Linked DNA regions of Mus musculus: all the other regions are linked to region 1. The links are chromatin loops, found by intact Hi-C in ENCODE. Cell type or tissue: left cerebral cortex. All regions are shown on one strand.

Region 1 (8,000 bases):
ATTTCCAAGGCCTATATGGGCTTTTCCCAATATACTCATTAGTGTGTATGCACACATAAGTACGCCGATGTACCGTGGCTCATGTGTGGAGGCCAGAGGACAGCTTTCAGCCATCAAATTTCACCTATCACCCTGGGTCCTCGCAGGTGCTTTCTATAAGCTGCGCTATCTTGCTGGCTCTATCCCTGCACTTTCGAAGTGCTTGTTACATGACTATTTTAGAGTGGAAAAGAAGCTTGGATAGGTGAGCCTGATTGTCCTTAGAGTGGCAGCTCCTTTGCAGTGTGGGCCTGGCCCGATGTACTAGTTACTTTAACTATTGCTGAACCAAAATACTTGCCAAAGGAAGGGTTTGTTCTGACTCACAGAGGATAAAATCCATTATGGTTGGGAGTGACAGTGGCCCTACCAGCTTGAGTCAACTGGCCATCTTGCACCCACAGTTTGGAAGCAAGCAGAGAGCAAGCTGGTGCTAGTCTGTTACCTTCTGTATGTAGTCTAGGGACCCACCTATGAAGTGGTGCCACCCACTTTTAGGTTAGCTCTTCCATCTCAATTAGCCCAATTTAGAGCAATGTGCACAGACTTGCCCAGAGACTTGCCCCTAGGTGCTTCCAGAGCCCCATTAGGTTGATAATCAATGTTAATGCTCGCAAGGGGCTGTGAGATGTGGTGTGGAAAAGGCTTCTTTATGTTTTCTCTCTTTAACCTGTCTAGTTCCAGCAGAGGACTCTGTTAACAGAATTTTAAATCCCAACCTGACCATCTGCGCTTACCAATTATATTTGTTAAGAAAAAATGGTAAGCTTTTTAAAAATTGTCATAGGATGTTAGCTTGTTTTATGTATGTATAAATATACATATATATGTATAATACATATATATGTGTGTATATATACACACATATATATACACATATATATGTATTTTATATATATACATTTGATAGAAGTGCTTTCACACCTAGCTTCCTTACAGCCTCTACAAATATTTGAATTTGTTCGGGTTTCCCATTTAACACCAAATCAAGTCCAATTACTGTGGCTTGGTAGTCAAAGCCTTTCACTATCTGGCTCCTTTCTGATCTTGCCCCCCACCCCCACCCCAGATGGGGGAATCTATTTACTGAGCCATCCAACCTGCAGCCTGGCTCAGCTCACATGCTTTTTATCATTGCTCTGGTTTAGATTATTTTCTCTGAAAAGCTTCCATTTCTGCCTTTAATTTATATGGGCCATCCTAGTATTTTACCACCCAGCTCAAGCTTCAGAGCTGCCTCTCTTCCCTCTGGATTTTTCTAACAGCTTTTGTCTGAACCAATTTGTGGCTCTCAGAGTGTGCAGTGGTGTGTGGACATTTTTCTTATTATGCACAAGGTGTGCAATAAGATAAGGAGTCATCAATATTCAACCATTTTCAAACTAGGAGAGGGGACTTTAAAAAAAAAGTAGCTAAAGAATGAAAAGAACACAGTTAGGCAGGTGCTAAAGGAAGACATCCTGAGCGTTGTCAATGAACCTCCGAGAAGCCATTGGGGAAAAAGTCCCACCAAAGAGACCATTTGTCTAGTAGGAGAGAGGTCTTTTGAAACTGTTGGGAGAGCAGCAGATTGTGTGGGCAAACGCAGTATTGTAGCAGGGAAATAAGGGATGAGAAGGTGGGGACCACAATACACTTTAATTTTCTCAAGACGTGGGATTCTCAGGACAGGGCAGCTCGAGTGGATAGAACCGGCAGGGTAGTTGTGTTCTGTTCAAATAACAGGGGATAATGAGTGTGTTCTGGGGATAAAGGGGCTAAAAAATTGATAATGGGGGTGGGGGTGGGGGTGGGGGAGCTGACTGAGTCTGGGCCTGGCTGAGGTCCAGTGCACAAGGGCAGGAGTTAACCTTGAGAAAGAGTAAGGCTACTTTTTGTGTTGGGCAAGGGAGACTAGGGGAAGATGAAGGAAAGCTACAGGGCAGGCATAATAATGAGTGAAGGGACTTAAATGTGAGGGGGGAATGGGAAAGGCTAGGAAAGCCCAGTTTCTGAAGCCAGTACAGATAAGCACCACAGTTTCCATTCCTTCCTTTTAGATTTATTGAATGCTCTATACCCTACCTGTGCTAAACATTACTGGGCCCTATGGTCTGTAAAGATACAAGTTCTCGGGTTTGTTAGGTTAGCACTCGTTTGAGATTTCGTTCTTCATCTTTGTGGAAGACTTTAAGTAGAACGCACAAATGAATTAGAAAGGTCCTTTGTTGGACCAGATAAACTGGGTTGGAGCTTAAAGCACCCGTGACGATATCATCGCCGTTTGAAATAAAAACGGAAGAGAGTCCGAAATGGGAGAAAGCTACACTAAAGGAGGAGACCGAAGTGAGTAAAGTGAGGCTGTAAGTCTTCAGGCTGGCAGATGGGACCTCCCTGTTCACTTCAGAGAGCAGTGAAAACGCACGGACAGCTCTTCGGTTTAAGCACTATTTAGTTCAGCTTCTCCGCTAAGTGTCTCTACGGCGGCCGAAGAGGACCAAACTTTGCCCAAACCACGTCATCTAAAGTACCTCTGCAACTGCCCAGGTAGCAAACTGACATCGGGTCAGCAACACCTTCGCCCGCAATTTATTGATGATAGGCGGGGAGAATTAGCTCTACTCTTTTGCAATTGGTCACAGGAGAATGCGAGTCCCGCCTTCTGCGCTGCCACCGTTGATTGGTTTTTTGGAACTGTCATTCGAGGACTCTCCGCCCCCTCATCATAGCTCCTCCCCTTAATATGGCCCCTCCTCTTGGTGACCCCGCCTTCTACACCGAATCTAACAGGCTGACGGAGCTGCCATTCGAAGAGCCTCCGTCCCGCCCTCTCCTCCCCGGCATGGCCTCGCCCCTTACCGTGGCTGGGATCTCGCGGGAAGAGCCGCGGGCACGGCGGCGGCTCGGCTCCCCAGTAGCGCGCCGAGCGGGCGGGCTCTCCTCACACGAGCGCTTCCTCGCCGAGAGGCTGGAGCTGCGGCAGCGCAGGCCTGGGCCGCCGTGTCTCTGCCGCTCGCTTCAGTTTTCCTCAGGGCTCTGGGGGCCGCTCGTCCGCCGACGCGCCTCAGGTGAGGGAGCTCGTCGTGTCGTGGCTGAGGGGCGGCCGTGGCAAGTGGGCTCGCGACGGGGGCGGCTCCCGGGGATGCGCGGCGTTCCGAGTGCGGGGATCTTGGGTGACGCGGCGGGGGCTGGGGTCTCGGGGCTTCTTTGGCTTTGGAGTGGGGGTGGGTGGCTGCCCAGGCGGTCCCGGGTCTCTAGGGTCGCGGGAGCGCGTCCTGTGTCCTGCCTGAGAGCCCGGGTGCTGGCATAGCGCGGTTCTGGGACTTGGAGACCATTTCTGGCGATCCCGTGCAGTTGAGGGGCTTGGGATACAGTTTAGCCTTGTCCGGAGGGCACGGGGAGACCTATGAGCGGAGAGGGGTCCGCTTGGCATTCCTGGGGTAAAGCAGGAGGATGTCAGGGTTCCAGAGACTTGGGTTTGTTTAAGGTCGCCATGGGGTGATAAGACGATGCCCGTGTCCCTCCCGGGAAGGAACGGACTGGGTGGGTGTGGGTGGGGGCGGGAAGCGTGCATGGGGAGACCAACATTTGTATTGGGGTTTCTGCTTCGCCCAGAGGGGGGCGGTAACTGTGCGTGATGGTCCCCATTCTTTTTCGGGGCGACAAGGAGGGTGATTTTGCCGTGTGGGCGCGGCTCAGCGGTCTCTGGGTCTCCAGGGGTGCCAGACCCGGTTTCAGGAGCCACCCCATGGCACTGCTTGTGGCTTTCGGTATCTGACGGTCTCGATCTGGTCTCTCTCTCTTTCTCGATGAGATTTAACTCAGTGCTTCTTCGTTGGACGCTTGATCGGGGCAGTTGCCTAGTTGGAGACACAGTGGGCTTGTTCTGCAGTTTTCTTTTCTTTGCCCCAGGATACCTTTGGGGACGCGCTGGTGTCGCCGGAGCTCTGATCTCCGGAGGAGAGGAGAGGAGCGATACCAGACTTGAGCATGTTGTCTGGAATACCTGACTGTTGAGTGAGGGTTTAGATCTGAGGGTAGGGCGGCTGTGCGATTTGGGCTTTCTGTTTTAGGTAGTGTTTGATGGTCTTGCATGGTTAAATCTGTCCTGAATTTGCCTGGGTGTTAGGTAGTGCCAAGAAGCATCCTTTCTAAAGGTTTTGTGGAAGAGGGGTAATTAAAAACAAAAGTGTAGCATATTATGTATGTATGTCTCAAGTCCAGATTTCTACAAAAGCGTCATTGGCAACCTGTTAATGATGCCCTATTGAGCTTCTTTAGAGAATTCTGGTACATCAGTTTTTACCGTGGTTTGAATCTTACAGAGTTCTTGAAGACTCTGCCAGACTTAGGTGGAACTTAAAATGACTTATAGGTATCTGCCTGTGAGTGGTTTAAAAACGTGTGTCAGAATGTCTGTACATTTGCCTGAGAATTCTCCTGGTTAGGCAGTCTAATGTCACTTTAGTCTAAGGAAACATTGCTGAGGTGCTTGTAAACAGAAAATATGATATAAGCAGGCAAATTGAAGTATCTTTGCTTTGTCAGTCTTTTTCTTGTCAGTTTTTTTTAAAGATAATTTCTTCTGTCTTTTTAATTAGAAAGATTGGGGACAAGTTACTAAAGCTTTGAATTTTGCAATCATGTAAAAACAAACAAAGGAATGTACTGCAGTGCTAATTTGGGCTTTGGGGCTGGGTATTAGGTTAGTTTTCATTTTCTCACACCTAAGTATGGGATCATCTTTTATGATCATCAAAACTGATCAATTGAGCAAATATTTGGTTGAAACCAAAGCCCAAAAACTCAGTTTGAAAGACAAATGACAAAGTAGCCAAATTTCAGAAGCTTCAATCTCAATCTCTCTCTCTCTCTCTCCTCTCTCCCTCTCTTCCAGACCCTCTCTCTTCTCTCTCTCTCCCTCTCTCCCTCCATCCCTACCTCCCAAGGCTTTCAAACTTCAAAATAAGCATAGACTAACCCATCAGCAAAGGCAGGATCATCTGTTAGGCGTCATGATGCTATGATTGCAGTAATGCCTCCTATGTCAAGAAGGAAGCAACAGATAAATAAAACCATGATGACATTTCAGTGCTGATGAGGAAAACAGTGTCCTTGGGAATCAGCATTTCTTTTCCTTAAATAATCCCGAGTTATGATTAACATCTGTTGAGATAACCGGAAGCTGAGCTCTATACCTGCAAAATTATTTTTTCAAAAATTAAATTCTGATCAGTAGAGTTTGAACATTAATTAAATGTTGCCTCTTTGAAAAATGTTTTTTGTGATGTAAGCATGAAGAAAATCTGTAGAAACACAAATGGAACTTAACCATGTTTGCAGGTGTACTTAGGAGGGGAATGGATGGTAGAGAGCTGTCTGACTTTAAACTTTAATAGTCCTTGAATTCATTTCAGTGAGCAATGTTGCTCGAAAGAACATTAGATAAATCCAGAAATAAAAACATTTTCTACACTGCAAGCTTGTGAACTATACAGTATTTGCAGGCCTTTGTCAGTGTTGCTACATTTGCCTGTTTGTACTAATGAAAAACAAAAGTCTTTCCATTACCTAAACAATATGGGAGGTACATGGACAAGTGAGGTGGGGAGCACAACATGATAAAAAATGTACAGCTAAATGTTAAACACTTGAAAGATACTGGGTATTTGATTATATAGAAAGTATTTGTGTGTGTGTGCCTGCACACTGACCAGAAAGATTTTTTTATTCTTTGGTCAAACATAGGCACATTTAATGGATGTGTTTTTCTTGTGAGGCATATGAACCATAAACATAGTTTTATAGTTTCATTATTACAATGCTGCAAATGAGAGTACCAGAGTGGGTTTTGTATTATCACTCACAATTCCAGAACCATAATGTTATATACTAAAGCAGTTTCTAGAAAGGGAATTATGAGGCATGCGTGCTAGCATCACTGTACTGCTAATAGTGTGACCTTTGATAATTCTTGGTCTCTCAGGGCCTTGGTTTTCCATGTGTAAGTATATATATAAATAATAGATGCAAGAAAAGCCTTGTCAATACTTTGTACAAACCTCAGTTCCAGAGATTGTACTACATTGGTTTTTCTGTTGCAGACTCTACAATATGACATATACAAAAGCAAAGAGAATGAGTGGCTCATTCTCAGGATATAACTAGTTCTATATTATACATATACATATATATATATCCATTATATATGATTTCAGAAACTTCTTTATAGAGATAGGAAGTATTTAATTCTAGAATACACATTCATGAAGGTAAGTGCTTTTCTTTGGATCATTTAGTTTTGCATATTACAATGGTCTTATTTTTAGCATCTTTGTTTTTTGTATCTGATCCCTTACTGTGTGACAGAATACCCATACAATAATGCTAGGTTCTTTTTCAATTCTGTGGTAGAATGGGTGCACTCTCTAGTCAATGGCCCTAGGCTTGCCCCTTGATTTCCATCCTTATACTGCTTTCGATGTGGATCTGTTCATTGTGCCTTACTTAATACCCATTGTTCTTTAGCTCCAGGATTTAGTCCTAACTGTCATTACAAGGCCTTTCATCATCCCTTTGACTCATCTGCATTTTTCTCTACCGTAAACCTCAAGCTCCAGTTGCACTAATGAGAGCTGCTTACTGAATGAACCATCCTGTTTCCGTCACTCAGCCTGCAGTTAGATTCTTTCCACTGCTTAGCATGCCTTTTCTACTGCTGTAAAAACTACTGATTTTTCATTCTGCTTCACACTGTGCATTTTAGATCCTTTCTGGCTCTTCTTCCCTCTCCCTGGGTTATTCTCTCAAGTATTTTTGTTCATTCCTTCTGTAAGTTTATTTTTTACTGTAATTGTATCTTTTTCTAAATTCAAGGACAGTTTTTTTCATCCCTCTTTCTTGTTTACACAGAGGTGGCTCTCTTCTTACATGTTTGAAATCTAGAAGCCAGGTGCAGTGTCTTCATAATGTCCAAGATTAATTAACCTCATATGTCTGGCCTGTCCTGCTTTCCTAAACTCAGCTTCTTCTAGATGATCTTTTCATGCCTCATCCACAGACTGATATTAGAACTGTAGTTCTAAGCCTCAAATTAAGAAGTGAGACTGCCAGTACAATAGGAGTTAAGTTATACAGTAAAATTGACAGGAAAGTCCTGTAGAATTTTGAGGCAAGTACTATTCCTTAGCTCTTAGGTGGGATGCCAGCTTTCCAGTTCTGGACATAGGTGATTGATAGGTGTTGTACCTTGACTGCTTCTTACATGGAAAACAGTGTTTGCTAATGTGTGTGTGTGTGTGTGTTTACATTGGCTTCATAGTTGTTTTCAATTCGTTGCCTTTCATTTTCAAAGCAAATTATGACATTAACATGCTCTCAGATATTACCTCCCAAGAAGCAGGCAGTGAGTGTGCGTAGAGGTCTGATTTATACCATGTTTTATGCTTTTTCATACTACTATACTGCTTCCTGAATTAGGTTGCTTATTTGATGTTTTTAATTACTGATAGGTATTTTACTCACTTTATAAATGGAGAAGTAGGTTATAAAGTTTGTCTATTTGGTACCCCCCCCCCCAATACCTCAAAAGGAGAATTTGTGATACTTTGGCTTTAAAGACTAGCCATAAAGCTTTAGCATATGAGGATATTTCATATGCAGTAGTGGTTGAATAGCTTCCTCAGAATCACAGAACCTATCTGTAAGATATTTTCTGCTGGGTTGGCGGGATGGCTCAGCAGATAAGAGTACTGACTGCTTTTCCAAAGGTCTTGAGTTCAAATTCCAGCAACCACATTGGTGGCTCACAACCACCCGTAATGAGATCTGACACCCTCTTCTGGTGTATCTGAAGTCAGCTACAGTGTACTTATGTATAATAATAAATACATCTTTGAGCTGGAGCAAGTGGAGTTGACCAGAGCGAGCAGAGGTACTAAAATCAGTTCCCAACAACCACATGAAGGCTCACAACCATCTGT
Region 2 (8,000 bases), 120 kb before region 1:
ATGCGCGTGTCCCTCTATGTGCATGTTTGTGTGCATGGAGGTTGGAGGTAAACCTTGAGTGTCTTTCTCCATCACTGTCATCTTATTTCTTTCTTTCTTTCTTTCTTTCTTTATTTGAGGCAGGATCTCCCACTGGACCTGGAGCTCCCGTTGTCTCCTGCTCCCCAGTCCTGGGATTACAAGCACACTACACCATACCCAGCTTTCCCACATAAATTCTAGAATTCCAGCACAGGTCCTCATGCTTGTGCGAGAAGCACTTTACCAAGTCCCTTTTACAACTTTGTAAAATGTCTCTTGCTCTCAAGTTAGTTGAACTTTTATATGTGTGACACAAGGTTTCCATCAAGTCGATCATCTTCTTCTTTGGCATTTCAAGTACTCGTACGTTAGATTGCTTGACGTTATCTCACAGACATCCCACCTCTCTCATGCCTGCGTGAAGTCTTGCTCTTGCCTCTCTCTTCATTCTGGATTGTTCCTGTTGCCAGTGTGTGCTGGCTAGTTTTATGTCAACTTGACACAAGTGTTAGTCTTTGGAAGGAAGGATTAAGAAAATGACTCCAGACAATCAGCCCAGTCTGTAGGCAAACCTAAGAGCATTTTCCTAATTAGTTATTGATGGGAGGGGGCCATTGTGGTTCACCGTGTAGGTCATCACAGCAACAGTGTCTTAGTTAGGGACTATTGCTGGGATGAAATACCATGCCAAAAGAAAGGTGGGAAGGAAAGGGTTTATTCAGCTTCTGCTTCTCCATCACAGTTCATCATCAAGGAAGTCAAAAGAATTCTAGCAGGGCAGGAACCTGGAGGCAGGAGCTGATGCAGAGACCATGGAGGAGTGCTGCTCACTGGCTTGCTCCTCATGGCTTGCTCAGCTTGCTTTCTTGCTTGTTTCCTTCCTTCCTTCTTTTCTTTCCTTTCTTCCTTTTTTCTTTTACTAAATTATTTCATTTATTTACATTCCAAATGTTGCCCCCTTCCTCATTCCCCACTCTGTTTTCTTATAGAACTCAAGACCATCATCCCAGGGATAGTACTACCTACAATAGCCTAGGCCCTCCTCTCTTGTCAATCATTAATTAAGAAAATGCCTACATGAGCCAGCCCCGGAGATGTGAGAACAGGAGAGCTGGCCCAACCCCTTAAAGGCTGCATCACTTGGGGGAGTGGGCCCCACATCTTGACTGGACAGCACAGCGGAGCTGGCTCTGGAGGAGTGGGTATTGTTGAGATAGCCCAAGTGCATGAGAGCAGGAGAGCTGCCCTTGCTCCCTGGTGATGGCAGCAGCATCAGGTGGCTATCGGAATCAGTGCTGGAGAGGTGGGGAGGATAAGGGAAAGCCAGGGCACTGACTAGCTAGCTCAGCTACCACCTGGGCCCAGAGCAAGTTGGTCCACCCCCAAATCTATATCATCTGCAAACGGTTGGGACACGTGAAAGGGCAAGTCTTGCTGATCCAAAGTCCCAGGATCTCCATGACACAGGATAAACAGGAGGAGACCCAGTGAGGATTGATGGTGTCAGAGAAGCCAGGGGTCAAGGACTCATTGCAATGAACATTTGCAAGTGAAGATGTGTGGACAGAGGGATCTACTGTGGGACAGCTTCCCTCGTGAGATGTTTGTTTTCTATGCTTTGTTTGTCTGTGTATTTTTCTTTTTATTTTGGAGAGTGGTTTGCAAGGGAGGATATAAGGGAACAGGGAGACAAGCTGGACTTGGGTGCATGATATGAAACTCACAAAGAATAAAAAAAAGGTGTGTGTGTGTGTGTGAGAGAGAGAGAGAGAGAGAGAGAGAGAGAGAGAGAGAGAGAGTTCTCAACTCAGGTTCCTTCCTTTTAGATAACTGTAACTTGTGTGTCAAGCTGACATAAAACCAGCCAGCACAAATAGCAACCCTAATACCATATCTTCATTTGGCTGAGTCCATGTTCCCTACTTTTTTCCTTAGCAGCGCCCTTTTAAAGCATGGTTTTATTGCATTTTATTTATTAATTTTGTTTGTGTGAGAGCCATGGGGTACATGTGGAGGGCAGGGGACAACTTTCAGGAGCTGGTTTACTCCTTCCACCGTGTGGTTCCTAGGAATTGAACTCAGGTCATCAGGCTTGGTGGCAAACACCTGTACCAGCTGAGTCATCATATCTCTGCCCCTGCTTTGATATTCTCTCTCTCTATATATATATCTATAGATATATATAGATATAGATATAGATATCACACATATGCAAACACACACACACACTGTAGCTGTCTTCAGGCACACCCAGAAGAGGGCATCAGACATCAGATTCCATTACAGATGTTGTGAGCCACCATGTGGTTGCTGGGAATTGAACTCAGGACCTCTGGTAGAGCAGTCAAGTGCTCTTAACCACTGAGCCATCTCTCCAGCCCTGCTTTGATATTCTTGAGAGCATTTGGAAGAGAGCTGGTGTGGGTGTTTAGACTGGTAGAGTTCATTGGAAACAGACTCTGTGTGGCTTTTTAATTAATCTCAAGATTGTCATGAGTGGATTCAAATTCCTTTGATAAACACAGCTTATAAGTTCAAGTAAACAGACACAATTTCTCACAAGAAACAGTTAAACAGATGTCATTTTCAATAACAAACATCCAAAGGCTTAAACTCCAGCCAGCAGTCTTTGAGAGATAAACCTTAGGATATTGCAAAGAAGCTCTGCCCTTTCTGGTAAATAACAACCACGGCAAATATTTGCAGGGTGCTGGCTTTGCTCTGTGTGCGTCTACGTATATGAATCCATTAGAAACCCCATTTTGTAACAGCGAGCCAGAAGCAAAGGCTCGATGTAATTTAAAATGCCTAGCTGCCGGCATACGAATACTCGCAGCCCGCTTCTCCCTGATCTGAATAAACACAGGGTAAAGCAGACGCAGAGCTTCGCTCTCCCCAAGCCGCTTGAGCCAACAGCTTTATTACATTGAACCTTCTTCTGAGATTTCTCATTAATCACAGCTGAAGCGCGTAGCCTCTGATCTTAACTTTAATTATGAAACCTTGAGGTTCGGTGGTTTTCAATTTCCAATTTCTCTAGTTTGAGCTTCATTCACCCTGAGCTGGAATCTGTATTTTGTCCTTAGAGGACAATAGGTGCAGGGCATGTACTTCCTGCTCTTCCTGTTTCCTCCCTGATAGGATACAGATGCTTGTATTATCTACCTGTAGCTCGCTCTCCAGGACTGAGCTGTCGGAGCCGGGCATGATAAGAGTGCTTGCTTAGAGGGCATTTTGATTCCAGCCCTGCTAAAAACGAGAAGAAGGACTCTATCTATCATGGGCCTTGGTAGGGGTAGTCTTACTGGAATGAGGTAAAGCCCTGCAGCCTGCAGGGGGCAGTGAGGCTGAGTCCAAGGTTGCAACAAGAAATACAGAAATACGGGCCAAGCAGCCAAGCTGTGATACTAATTTTATAGCCAAAGTTCAGACAGCTCTGTGATGTGCATCTATGATGTTTTCCTCCTCTGTGTGTGCACGTGTGTCTGTCTGTCTGTCTATCTTGGTCCCTTGCCCTCCTTTTACCCATGCCTCATTGATCTTCTGAGAAGCGAGATGCAGACAATACCTTTCTGCATCCAGTCATCTGGTTTACATACCTAAGAATCCAGCCACCTGGGACGTAGCCACCCTGACAACCTCTCCTCGTCAGTCTTTTCCACTGGGACCGAGGCTAATCACATGCCCTGGTTGTTCCAGTGAAGGTGGTTGGAAAAGAGGGGCTCACTCGCACGAAGCTTCGCCTGTTGGAGCTGGGGCCAGGCCTGGTGCTAGGGCCTTCCCCACAGTCTCCAGTAATCGAAGGTGGGACAGTGGGTAAAAGCACTTGCCACATGTGTATGAGGTTCCAAATTTGGACCCCCTAGAGCCCACACAAAGGCAGACATGATAGCACATGTCTGTAATCCCAGTTGCCTTAGGGCAAGACAAGAGATGGAGTCAGGAGACTCCCCGAAAGCTGCAGGTGCACTCTGCTCTTGGACTGAATATTCAGTTTGAGCCTCTGCTTCAGGTTCCCCCCTATGGGAATTTTCTCCCCTGCTGTGATGGGCTGGACCTCAAACTGGGAGTCAGAATAAACCCATCCTTCTTCAAGTTGTCTTTGCCAGGGTCTTTTCTATCAACGAACTGGAAAACAACCATCTAGTTATGCGCCTGTTGCTGTAATAAAGCACTTTGGGAGGGAAAGGGTTTATTTCATCTTACAGTTCTACATTGTAGTGTGTCAGTCACCAAAGGAAGTCAGGGCAGGGACAAGAGGCAGGGACTGAAGCACAGCCTGTGGAGGAGGGCTGCTTTCTGGCTTGCTCCCCACAGCCTGCTCAGCCCATTATTTTTAATACAATCCAGGACCTCTAGCCCAGGGGCGGCATAACCCACAGAGGGCTGGGTCCTCCCACATTAATCATTAATCAAGAAAATGCCCCATAGGATTATGTATAGGCTAATATCACAGGGCACTTTGCTAGTGCAAGTCTCTCTTCCCAGATGAATGAAGTCTGTGTCAAGTTGACATACAACTAACCCGGAAAGGAGCTAAGACACTGGTCATAGGTGAAAGAACTTGGTCGGAAGAATTGAGTGTCCTTCTGTCCCCCATGACTAATCGAAAGTGCCCTTTGCTTTCTCTATAGGCAGACTCCAGTTGTCCACAAGAGGGCGCTGTAGAACCAGGGAATCTCCGGAGGCTTCACTTCACTTCACCCGGAGGCAGGATCGTTCCTAAAGGGTTTAAATGGAATGAAAGAGGGCCTGGAGGACGCACCCTGTTACAGACTCTCTGCTTCAGGCAGCACCTCCAGGCTCAGTCTCTGACCATCTGTGGGTATCTGTCCTTCTTCTCTGTAAGCTGTGAACTTCCCAGGGTCTGACCTGTGGTGCCGGAGACCTAGCACGCGTGAGGTGGACAGGCCTAAGCTGGCTGAGAGTGTCACTGGAGCACGGGAGTACTGAAACGTACGAGCTCTGGAAAGGAGTGCAGCACATCAAGTTGTCAGCTGGGATCTGGAGACCAGGAGTGCAAACACAGCGGGCGGAGTGACGCTGCCAGAGCCATTCTGCTCTGAGAGACAGCAGGCATTAGCAAAACCAACCGTTAGGTGCACAAGTGCCGTTTGTTAATGCGCTGGGAGCCAGAGGACACTGATGGGAGGAGAGGTCACACAAGCTTTACTGAGAAGTGTCACTAGCCTGGCAGACAAGACTGAAAAGGTGGGGGGCGGTGTTAGGGACAGCAGCAGAGATTGTCCCTGTGCAAACACCTGGTCAGCAGTCGGGTCACTGGACTGACATAGTTTCTGCTGTGCTGTGCTTGGAGATGTGCCTCTCTGAGCCATCACTTTACCATCCACAGAGTGAACAAATCGATGTGTGTCGGGTGCAGACGTCGAAGCCCACGCCTGTAATCCAGCACGTGTGGATATGAAGGCAGAAGAATCAGAAATGGAAGGCCAGTCTCAGCGCCGTGGTGAGTTCAAGGTCAGAGTGGGCTACATGAGATCCTTCCTCAAAAAAAAAAAAAAAATTGATGTTTTTGTGGCAAAAGGTATATTTTTTTAAAAAAAGAAACCCCAATAGAACATTATGTTTAAAAAAGACTATCTGACATGCCTGTTCACGTGACAGAAAAATAAATGACGGGCCAGAGAGATGGCTCAGCAGATGAAGGTACTCGCCACCAACACTGACGACCAGAGTGCCACTCCAGGACCCAGATGGTGGAAAGAGAGAACCAGCTGCTTAGGACTGTTCTCTGACCTCCACATGCCCTCCCCCCTTTCCCTTTTCTCCGTCCCCCTCTTTCCCACTCCTACATGATTCTCTCACCCATGGGGGGGGGGCCCAGCCCGGTGACCATACCCTACTCAGGGTTTCCTTCTCCCGTGGCCCCCAATCACAGGGATGCAGTGAGCATCCAACAGTCTGGCTCCAGTTCAGATATTAAAGCGCCATCTTTAGGAACTGTCCCAGGTAGCTGCCAAGGGTACCCTATCTCCCCACCCTCTGCTTTCACCTGAGCTCCTTATCCTGGGCACATGCTGGAGACATGCTCAGCAGTCATGAGCACGGCTGTTCTTCCAGAGGACCAGGGTTTGGTTCTTGGTACCCATAGCTGGTGGTTCACAAAGCCTGTGACTCCAGTTCCAGGGGATCCTATGGTCTCTCCTGGCCTCTGTGGGCAGCACCACACACACTCTTGTTACACACATTGTGGTGGTTTGAATGAAAATGGCTCCCATAGGCTCAGAGGGAGTGCCACTGTTAGGAGATGTAGCCTTATTAAAGTAGATATGGCCTTGCTGGAGGAAGTGTGTCACTGGGGGTGGGCTTTGAGGTTTCAGATGCTCAAGCCAGGCTCAGTCACACTCTCTCTTCCTGCTGCCTGTGGATCCAGGTGTAGAACTCTCAGCTACTTCTCCAGTGCGTCTGCCTATATGCCTCTGTGCTTCCCACCATGGTGACAATGGACAAAACCTCTGAGCTATAAGCCAGCTTCCTTTATAAGTGTTGCCATGGTCATAGTGTCTCTTCGAAGCAATGGAAGCCCCATATAAGACACACATAAATAAAAAATAAAACCTTAAGACTTTAGCCAGGAGTTACTCATGATGATATTTTAAATCCATATACTTATGCATGGCTTATGTAATATTTTTTAAATAAACAAATGTAGAGATGGTAATGTCACCTGAGATCTCCAATACTGGATGGGGGGAGATAGCTCAATAGGTAACGCCACTGCTGTACAACCATGAGTACCTGAGGAAAAATAGCTGTGTATGGTGGGGTGCACCTGTCCCCCCACTGCACTGGGGACCCCGGGAGGTTATTGACCAATAACCTGAACTATCTCCAGATTCAATGAGGGACCCTGACACCAAACATAAGGAGGAGAGTGACAGAGAAAGGCATGTGACATCAGAACCTGGCCTCACTCGGCCACACATAGCTGCACATGCTACACACAGAGGTGGGAGATTTCAAGAGCTCAAGTGAGTGTATTTCAGGTAATGGCCAAGGGATGGGCCACCCAGTGTATAGGGGGAACACCAATGCCCAGACATGGGCATTATTCATTATTTTTAGTCCCAGGCTTAAGTGATCTAAGTATTAAAATGAGAAACAGCCTCATGGAAGTCTGAGGCTGGCCTGAAAAGCCTGCATAGATCATGAGCAGATATAAAGATAAAGTTGTGGACACAGGGACCAAGCTTAGCACAAGCCCAAACGGGAGTCCAGACACCTGGGGCATGGTCTGTGCCAAACAAGTACATCGCCAGTCTTTTTATGGCTCATCTTTATAGTGATCTTGCTCTCCTTTAAAAATAAGGTTAATTTCAACAAGGTGTTTATTTTATGATGGAATCCATTCTGTAAGGAGGAAGGGGCAAGCTCCACGTCAGGGGGTGGTGGGATGGAGACCTGCCTCTCAAGGGAAGCTTCCAGACGTCCAACTCTCACCATCCAGCTTGGCAAAGGAAAAAGCTGCAAAAAAAAAAAAAAAAAAAAAAAAAAAAAATCCAAATTTGCCTAGATCTGAGTTTTAACACACAGATAAATTTTTCTAAACACCCTCAAAGGCCATTCAAGGGAAATAAATGGCTTTTCCTCCCTCCAGTGACACACAGTTACCTCCACTCCTGGGTGACTCCTGGGGAGAGGTGAACAATGTCTAGACAGCTCAGAGAGAGCACCACGAACAGACCAAAGACACTCTCCCACTGGGATATGACTCAGTGGACCAGGGAGTCTGTGGGGTTACTCGTGGGAGCACAGTGACTCTAAAGCAGCTACAGCATAGAGAAGCCCACCCAAGCGCCAGTGAGGTCTCCGCAAAGCTGCATACCTATAGTTCCCTTCTGGACTTGCAGGAGGCTCAGCACGGTGTAAAGGCTAATTCTGATTGTCTAGTTGATTGGATCTGGAATTACCTAAGAGACATGCCTCTGTGTCCATCTATGGAGGTGTTTCTAGGATGG
Region 3 (8,000 bases), 170 kb after region 1:
CCCATGAGAGAGAGAACATGTCCTGGGGGCGGGGGGGGGGGGTCACACTTGGGTCATCAGACTTGGGGTCAGGCATCCTTACTGGCTTATCCATCTCACTAGCTCCAACCCTACTTTTTAAAGAAAAAAAACAAAAACATAATTTTGGGTTCAGAAATATATTGGAAAATGCTAGAAGCATTTCCAGTCCCTAGCCCCTTCTGCAGTAGTGGGAGATTTGCTCAACAGCTGGCTAGCCAGGATGTATTTTCTAACTTGCTCAGTCCTTGAAGGTGGGGCATGCTTCACTCTCAGCCATACCAGGGTGAGAAAGTGTGTCATAACTTTGCTGCATCTCAGTTTCCTTCTGTCTGGAAGAGTCTCATAGTCTAAGCTACTGGTTCTTATCCTGTGGGTTTTGATCCCTTTGGGGGTTGAACAACCCTTTTGTAGGGGTTACCTAAGACCATCGGAAAGCATTTACATTATGATTCATAACAGTAGCAAAATTCCAGTTATGAAATATGAGTGAAAATATTTTTATAGCTGGGGGTCACCGCCACAAGAGGAACAGTATTGCAGGGTCACGGCGTCAGGAAGGTTGAGGAGCACTGGTCCAAGCCGTCTAACTACTGGGATGATTAGTTCTACTTTCTGTGTGTGCTATACATTTGAAACGTGGCTTACAAGTTTGTATTTATTCCATGTGGGTTTATTATCCAGGCCCATCTTACCTGATCTTGTTTCTGGAGTAGTAGAAGATAAATGCCTAACCTCTCACTGGACAGAAGCCAGGGAACCAGAGACAGTGTTTGCAATGCAGATGATAAGTGTCCAGTCAGGGTGACAGTGTTTACAGAATGGCCCTGTCTCCATTTTATCTCCTCCTCACACACCTGAGCCCCAGCAGTTGCTCTTCATTGGCATTTATAGGCTTCCCACAGCTGGACTTGCTTCTCTGAGTGTTTTAGTAACTTGTAGTTAACCATCACACTGTGTACTTGGAACAAAATATAGTTTTAAGCAGCTGTAGTGCCAGACCCCTTTCAATGATTTGCATAGGTCCTCTTGCCCAGAAATTAAAGGTATAATTTACCAGACCCATAGTCCTACCCAAGAGAAAGAAAATGTGTGTGTGGGAATACACTCTTCTATGCAAGTTATAGCTCTTTCATTCATAATTGCCCAAATGAGGAAAAAGTTAAATTCCTACCAGCTAAGGACTGGATGAACCTTCAAGCGTTCATACAATGCAGTGCTATTTGGAAATGACAAGGTACAAACTGCAGGTGCATGCAATGCAGGGATAAATTTCCTGCTGGATAGAAAAGATGGGAAAAGTCAACATCAGGGGAGGGAATCAGACAAGCAGGTGTCAAGGGTTGGGGATGGGGGCAGGTGCCAACGAGGAAGGGGCAGCATGGGATACATTTGTGAGATAGAAACTATGCCTCACATTTAACATTTTTTGTCATTTTTTTTTTTAAACAGTCTTTCTATATAGTCCTGGCTGTTCTAGAACTTCCTATGTAGACTAGGCTGGCTTCAAATTCACAGAAATCTACCAGCCTCTTTGTCCTGAGTGCTAGGATTAAAGGTGTGTACAAACACACCCAGCAGCCTAACTTGGTTTTGTTTTTCTTTTTAGACAGTCTCCTGTAGCCAAGGCTGGCCCTGAACAGGCTTTCCAGCTAAGAATCAACATAAACTTCTTGGCTCTGTCTGCCTCCACCAGGAGTCCTAAGCACTCCGTTTACAGGCATGCTCCACCAAACCCAGTTTATATGGGTCTTGGGGCTTTGTGAATGCTAGACAAGCAAGCTAGCTCCATTGCCTGTTCCTCAATATGATTAAAACAAAGAAGATGTGTGTTTTAGACAGCTGGAGAGATGGTTCAGCAGTAAAAGCTTACTGCTCTTTTTCTGTTTTGTTTTGTTTTGTTTTGTTTTTCGAGACAGGGTTTCACTGTGTAGTCCTGTCTGTCCTGGAACTCACTCTAGACTAGGTTGGCCTCGAACTCAGAAATCCTCCTGCCTCTGCCTCCCAAGTGCTAGGATTAAAGGCATGTGCCACCACTCTCCGGCAAAATAAAACATTTTTAAAAGACTTATTTTTATGTTTTAATTATATATAAACAAGGTGTCAATATAAAATATGTATCTGTCTAGGACAGAAATGCCTGGGAATAGAAATACCGTTAGAGAACAGAGAGGGTGTCAGACCCCCTGGAGCTGTTATTTACAGGTGGTGGCTAGCAGCCTAAAGTAGGTGCTGGGAACAGAACTTGGTTCAACTGAAAGACCAGTGATCACCCTTAACCACTGAGCCATCAATTCTGACTTTCAAAAAAGCCTCTCAGCCTGGTGGTGATGGTACACACCTTAAATACCAGTGTTCAGGAGGCAGAGGCAAGCGGGTCTCTATGAGTTTGAGGCCAGGCTAGTTTACAAGAGAGAGTTCTGAGACAGCCAAGGCTAACAGAGGAACCCTGTCTTGAAAAACCCAAACCAAAACACACACACACACAAAAACCCCACCACCACCAACAAAAGACAAACAAAAAAAGTAAACCAAAAAAGGTCTCCCAGTTAAGGCCCACTTTACAAGGTGGATCTGGTGGGATCCGGTAGGATCCAATGCCCAATACTGCTTCGGTGGCCAAGAGCCTAAGAGTGGCTAGGATATGGGCCTAAGAGAAAACCAAATACTCTTCTCTATTATTCTGCTAAGGGAACATAGCAATAAAGTGACTGCCCAGCATCTCACTCAGCCCACAGAGAGGCTTCCTCTTACGGTTGATGGGAACTAACACGGATACCCACCCCTGGATAACATGGGGAGAGTGAGAGATTTTAGAACATTTAGTCTTAAATGTGATGTCTTCAACTCAGCCTCAGGGCTGAGCGGGGTGTGTAGCTTGAAAGAGCCAGAGGGTGTGATGACTTCAATTTTCTAGCCACAACAGGGCTGGCACACATAGGGACTCACAGGGACCTTTGCAGGGGCACAAGCCTGTTGGGTACCAGTGCTCTCACCTCTAGCCAAGAGGCTGTCTGTCCTGGTTACCTGCTTGCAAAGGAAATGTTAGTTTCTCCAATGGAGTCTCCACTGTGTACACAAATCACACTTATGGGCAGGGCCCCCATGCCCGGCAGTAGCCTGGCCGCCAACACAAAACAATGATATTTTTGTAGACTTTTTGCTTCATTTTGCTTTGTTAAGGCATATTGGACTTTTGTGTGTTATTTTTTGTTTGTTTTATTGAGCTTTTATGTGTATATGATGGTCTCCAGTTTGTGTTTTTGTGGATTTCTGTGTGTGTGTGAGTTTCTCCCCCCCTCTCTCTTTTTTTCCTTTGTCTTTTTTTTAAGCGGGGGGGGGGGGGGGGGGGGTGGTTAGAAAGGGCATGTAGGAGGGTGGGCGTGGTGCACACCTTTAATCCCAGCACTTGGGAGGCAGAGACAGGTGAATTTCTGAGGCCAGCCTGGTCTACAGAGTGAGTTCCAGGACAGCCAGGGCTACACAGAGTAACCCTGCCTCGAAAAACCAAAAACCAAAAAAAAAAAAAAAAAAAAGAAAGAAAGAAAGAAAAAAGAAAAGAAAAGAAAACGAATGAGTTAGAGAGCCTTACTATGGATGGACAGGAGCAAGAGAGAGAAAACCCAGCATGAGTCAAAGCTACAGATGGAGCATGGGAGAGCCCCTCCAGTGTCCTTCAGTGAGAGCCTCCACCGCTTTCAACGCTTAGGGCCATGCCCATAGTGGTAAGCACCGAGCGTGCAACAGTGCCATCTAGCGAGGCTGAAGAGGATACGCTGGGAGAGGACTCCGTAAACAGGGGCCGGGCACCGCGTGGGGTGATGCTGAAATCAACGGTGCAGTGAGGGGCGGCAGGGGCTCTGGGATCCAGAGAAGGTGAGGCATTCTCCGAGGAAAGGAAGGCTGAGAGACAGCAGAGAGACTCGAGTGTGGGGGCAGAAACGTTCCACGCATGAGCGTTGGGCTTGGGACAGGTGAGAGGTGACGCAACTGAACAGGAAGACTAGCCTCAGGGCCCCACTGAGGGTCTCAAGCAAAGGGCGATGACCCACCCTAGGGCTCTCCCAGACCTGTGACTTATAGGTGAGAGTGCAGTCAAATGGATCGGTTTTGGAAAGTGATGGTGGCAAAGCCTGGTAGCTTTCTATCTGCTTCTGGAAATTTATCCATGGATGCATTTTCAGGTTTATTCATCGAAGCAGTTTGCAACAGTAAATATTGGAAAGACTAATGTCCAGTAATATGGACATTAACTATGGATATTAAACTGGCTATCCTTATCAGTGCTGGCCCTAAAGGAAGTTCTAAGTGGAGCTTGAGTCACAGAACGCAGGTGTGGCTACATCCCTGGGGAATCGTCAGCATGGGGGCTGGGATTAAATGAGAAAGAATCAACTTGTAGAAGGCAAAGGGTAAACGGTGGTTGCACAAGGGCAGTGGGTAGATTTTATGCATCTCTGTATATCCAGGAAACATCAAAATCAAGAATTTGAAGGTTAAGGATGTGTGGCTTAGTGGTATCACCTTTGCCTAACATTGTGAGGCTCTAGGTTTGATCACTAGCACCATGAAACACACACACACACACACACACACACACACACACACACACACACAGAGAGAGAGAGAGAGAGAGAGAGAGAGAGAGAGAGAGAACTGGAGAATCCAGAGAAAGGAACTTACAACAGGTTGTCTGCCAAGTTGGTATAGTCTTCAAGATCATTCTGGGGTCCTCACTGTAAGTGTGAGGCCAGCCTGGGATACAAGATACTCTCGTCTCAAAATAAATATCAAAAGTAAGATAAAATGTAAACGTAGAACTAAAAGTAAAGGTAAAAATAAAATATAAATACAATAAAATGAATAAGATGATGTGGTAGCCAGCGGCCAGCCTGAAATTAGAACATGCCCGACCAAGGCTTTACTTCCTTAGAGGTTCTCAGGACAAAGACTGGGAGATCTCAGCTTCTGCGTCAGAACGGAAGGGCGGAAGGGCCGGGATTTCCCCTCTCAGGTTTTTCTCCAGCGCTGCCCTCCTCAGCCTCCGGCTGGCGCCCTTGGGTTGCCAAGGAGACGAGCGCCCCTGCTGGCCGTGCCAGCGCTCCCCGAGGCCCCGCCCCTTCGCCGCAGGCGGCCGCTGATTGGCCTGTTTGAAATGCGCCGGGCGGGCGCACACTTGGGCTTGCAGCGTCGCCGCCGGGCTCTCCTCAGATTGAGTCCTGGTCCCCGCGGCCGTGGTTTGCTCGGCTTAGTTCCCGCCAGCCTTGCTCCTGTCGGAGCCCGACGTCCCGCGCGCGCGTCAGGATAGCACGGAGCCTGCGGTCATGAAGTCAGCGTGAGTACTGGTGGGAGGACTGCGTGGGGGTCGCCGCCCTCCTCACGCTGAGACTGGGGACTGCCCGGGAGCTGAGTCCGTAGTACAGTGTAGGCCGAAGCTCCGCACTGCAGAGTTCTGGTGGCTGGCGACCCTGGTGTGCCGGCGCCCTCCCAGTCCTCTGAGCCCGCGAAGGCTGCCTCCGAATCCGGGGCTGTCTGCCACCACCTCCTCGGGTTGCCATCCTTTGGGCTGCCCATCCCTCCCCAGCTTCCTTCCTCCCCGCCCGCTGCGCAGGTGGCAGGTCTGGGGACCCCGGGCGGCGCGCAGCCGGGGTGCGCGCTGGCACTTTGGGGGAGTTGAGCCTCCACAGCTCCGTCGGCATCCCTTCCCTAGTTCTAGCCTTGAGGTCAGGGTCCTTCTGCAGCTCCGCCACCTTGCGCTATCTTTGTCCCCAGGCCATCCCACACGCCTACTCTATCTCCCACGCCCACATTCCTCAGTATTCCTAGACTCTTCAGGAGAGCCACATCCTGGTTACACTTTTACTGCGAAGGAGGGCTGGCTTTAGAAATCGTTACTTTCACACGCACACACACGAAAAAAAAAAAAAACGGAACTTTTTAAAATGAGGAAACGTCAGTCTTTATATTTACTTAAGGATACCTACCCTAGTATATCGCTGGACTCTGGTTTGCTTCTAGTTTACGTGTGACTCTATTGAGAAAAGTACTTTAATAATCTACAGTCTAAACGAGTCTTTTGGTTTAATTTGTGTTAAATATTCTTGTAGCCTATAAACGAGAAAGGAAAAAAAAGTTAAATGATAGAGAATGTTGAAATAAAATAATTTTTTATATTGTTTACTTAAAATAGCAAGACATTTCAGCATTGTGAATAATCTAATCTTCCTACATAGCATGAGCAAATCTCTGAATTTGCACTCCAACACTTAAAAAAAATACAAACAAAAGTTCCACTGAGTACTAATGGTATCAAAAGTGTATTTTCCCAATTGAAATTTTAATGAGTTAAATTACATATACCACATTTCTCGAGTACAGTTTATTGTTTATATACATGTTATTTGCTGTGCGGTATTTGAGATTGCTGGGAAATGATTTTTTTAAGCCTTAGGAAGTTCATTGTTAGAATTTGTGATGTCTTCTATGTTAGTGTTGAATTTATGGCTTTTTTTTCTCTTTTTAACCAGGAAGGCTAAGACGGTCAGAAAACCTGTAATAAAAAAAGGATCTCAGACAAACCTTAAAGATCCAGTGGGGGTAAGGTGTGTGTGTGTGTGTGTGTGTGTGTGTGTATTTTCTTTCTTTAGTCCACTTCTTGTATGTGTGTGCTTGAAAGGGGAGGAAAGCAATATGAAAGTCGGGTTAAAGAGCACGCAGTTAAACCGATGCACTGAATTGTATAAAGCTGGGTTTAGCTGGGAAGTTTGCTTTCTGTAAAGGGACTCTTTAGTTGTTGACTGCAAACCTACTATCACTAATTAGATTTGAAAGGTTAAATGGTCTCTCCCAGCAGGTTCTACTCTTTGGGGTGGGGATGGGTGGGGACTTTTTCCTCAAGTCTTAGCCCTCTCCCACCTGTGTGTGGTAACTGACACGTACTCAAAGTTCATAGAGACTAGTGCAGAATAACTGGATTTAGTTAGTACCTCTTCCTGAAAAGAAGTTTCTGAATATCCCCTCCATCCCCCCACTGCCACTGCAGAGGGTCTCTGGCTCCCAACTGTACCACCTGCTGTGAACACAGCTATACAGGGTTTCCCCAAATGAGGTCCTCTACCCTCCAGATGCTGTGATTACAAAGTGAGCTACCATGCCCACCTGAGCTGGCTGTTGGAAATAACACCCAACTCTAAAGAATTTAATGGCTTTTTCAGCTATTCAGAGAGATTTTTATGTTGTTGCAATTTTATTTGTGCACAACAGTGAAGAGATTACGGTTCAGTTTAATATTTTAACCTAAACTTATTTTGATTTAATGCACCTTTGCATTTGATCATTCTGAGCTGTAGATTTGTTTTTTGTGACTCAGGAATTTATGTTTGTAGGCGAATAAACAGAACTTAAATGGAAAGTCAAGTGTGTGCTGAACATTCACAGAGGTGCTTGCCTAGAGTCCCAGCATCCTGGAGACTAGCAGGCAGATTGCTGAGAGCTCCAGTCCACCTTGGCCTACAGACTGAGAACTTGTGTCTCAACAAACGAAACAAACAGAAAAGCCAAAAAGAAAAATCAGGCAAAAAGTCAACCTTGTTTGAACACCTCTTTCTTTTTCCAGGTGTACTGTAGGGTTCGCCCCCTGAGCTTTCCTGACCAAGAATGCTGTGTGGAAGTGATCAATAGTACAACCCTGCAGCTCCACACTCCTGAGGGCTATCGACTCAACAGAAATGGGGACTATAAGGAGGTAGGTTCCTAGTGGAAGGAACCAAATTGTTTTCAGTTTTGGATTTAAAAATTCATGTGTGATCTCATTTGTGGGAAGGAATACTTTAGCCACCTTATCTAAAGTGTCTTTCATTTCTAGGACGTGCAGATAGAGTTTTGGAATGATGGAATTATCCGGTTGCTTTCAGGGGATGATGATGATTCTTCTTCTTTTCCTCTTCTTCCTCTTCTTCCTCCTCTTCCTCCTCCTCCTCCTC

What was found. A loop is a pair of places that touch in the nucleus more often than their neighbours do. Peaks named below come from ENCODE experiments on the same cell type or tissue, not always from the same donor. Only the 100,000 strongest peaks of a DNase experiment are listed, where the experiment ranks them.
Region 2: it touches region 1 in a loop (2.6-fold over the local background); 16 of 42 quality-filtered maps call a loop at or near these places.
Region 3: a loop joins it to region 1, with 2.8 times the contacts of the local background. A loop is called at or near these places in 4 of 42 quality-filtered maps.

The regions. Positions count from the first base shown.
Region 1 is chr9:62,117,571-62,125,570 of GRCm38, reverse strand. Glce (glucuronyl C5-epimerase) reads left to right here and starts at 2,962. Exons shown (of 5, transcript NM_033320.5): 1 at 2,962-3,086. Mir5133 (microRNA 5133) reads left to right here and starts at 2,977; the gene lies at 2,977-3,053. In left cerebral cortex, a CTCF peak has its summit at 3,631 (motif pointing right); DNase peaks (open chromatin) are centred at 2,772, 3,651, 4,017 and 6,668; H3K4me3 peaks cover 2,765 bases; H3K27ac peaks cover 1,611 bases.
Region 2 is chr9:62,241,176-62,249,175 of GRCm38, reverse strand. A730043L09Rik (RIKEN cDNA A730043L09 gene) reads left to right here and starts at 5,076. Exons shown (of 3, transcript NR_040769.1): 1 at 5,076-5,232; 2 at 5,375-5,488; 3 at 5,647-6,580. In left cerebral cortex, CTCF peaks have their summits at 3,348 (motif pointing right), 4,463 and 4,664 (motif pointing right); a DNase peak (open chromatin) is centred at 4,695; H3K4me3 peaks cover 220 bases.
Region 3 is chr9:61,943,965-61,951,964 of GRCm38, reverse strand. Kif23 (kinesin family member 23) reads left to right here and starts at 5,166. Exons shown (of 23, transcript NM_024245.4): 1 at 5,166-5,353; 2 at 6,546-6,615; 3 at 7,634-7,762. The coding sequence starts at 5,343. In left cerebral cortex, CTCF peaks have their summits at 3,780 and 5,103; DNase peaks (open chromatin) are centred at 3,753, 5,138 and 5,787; H3K4me3 peaks cover 2,263 bases; H3K27ac peaks cover 913 bases.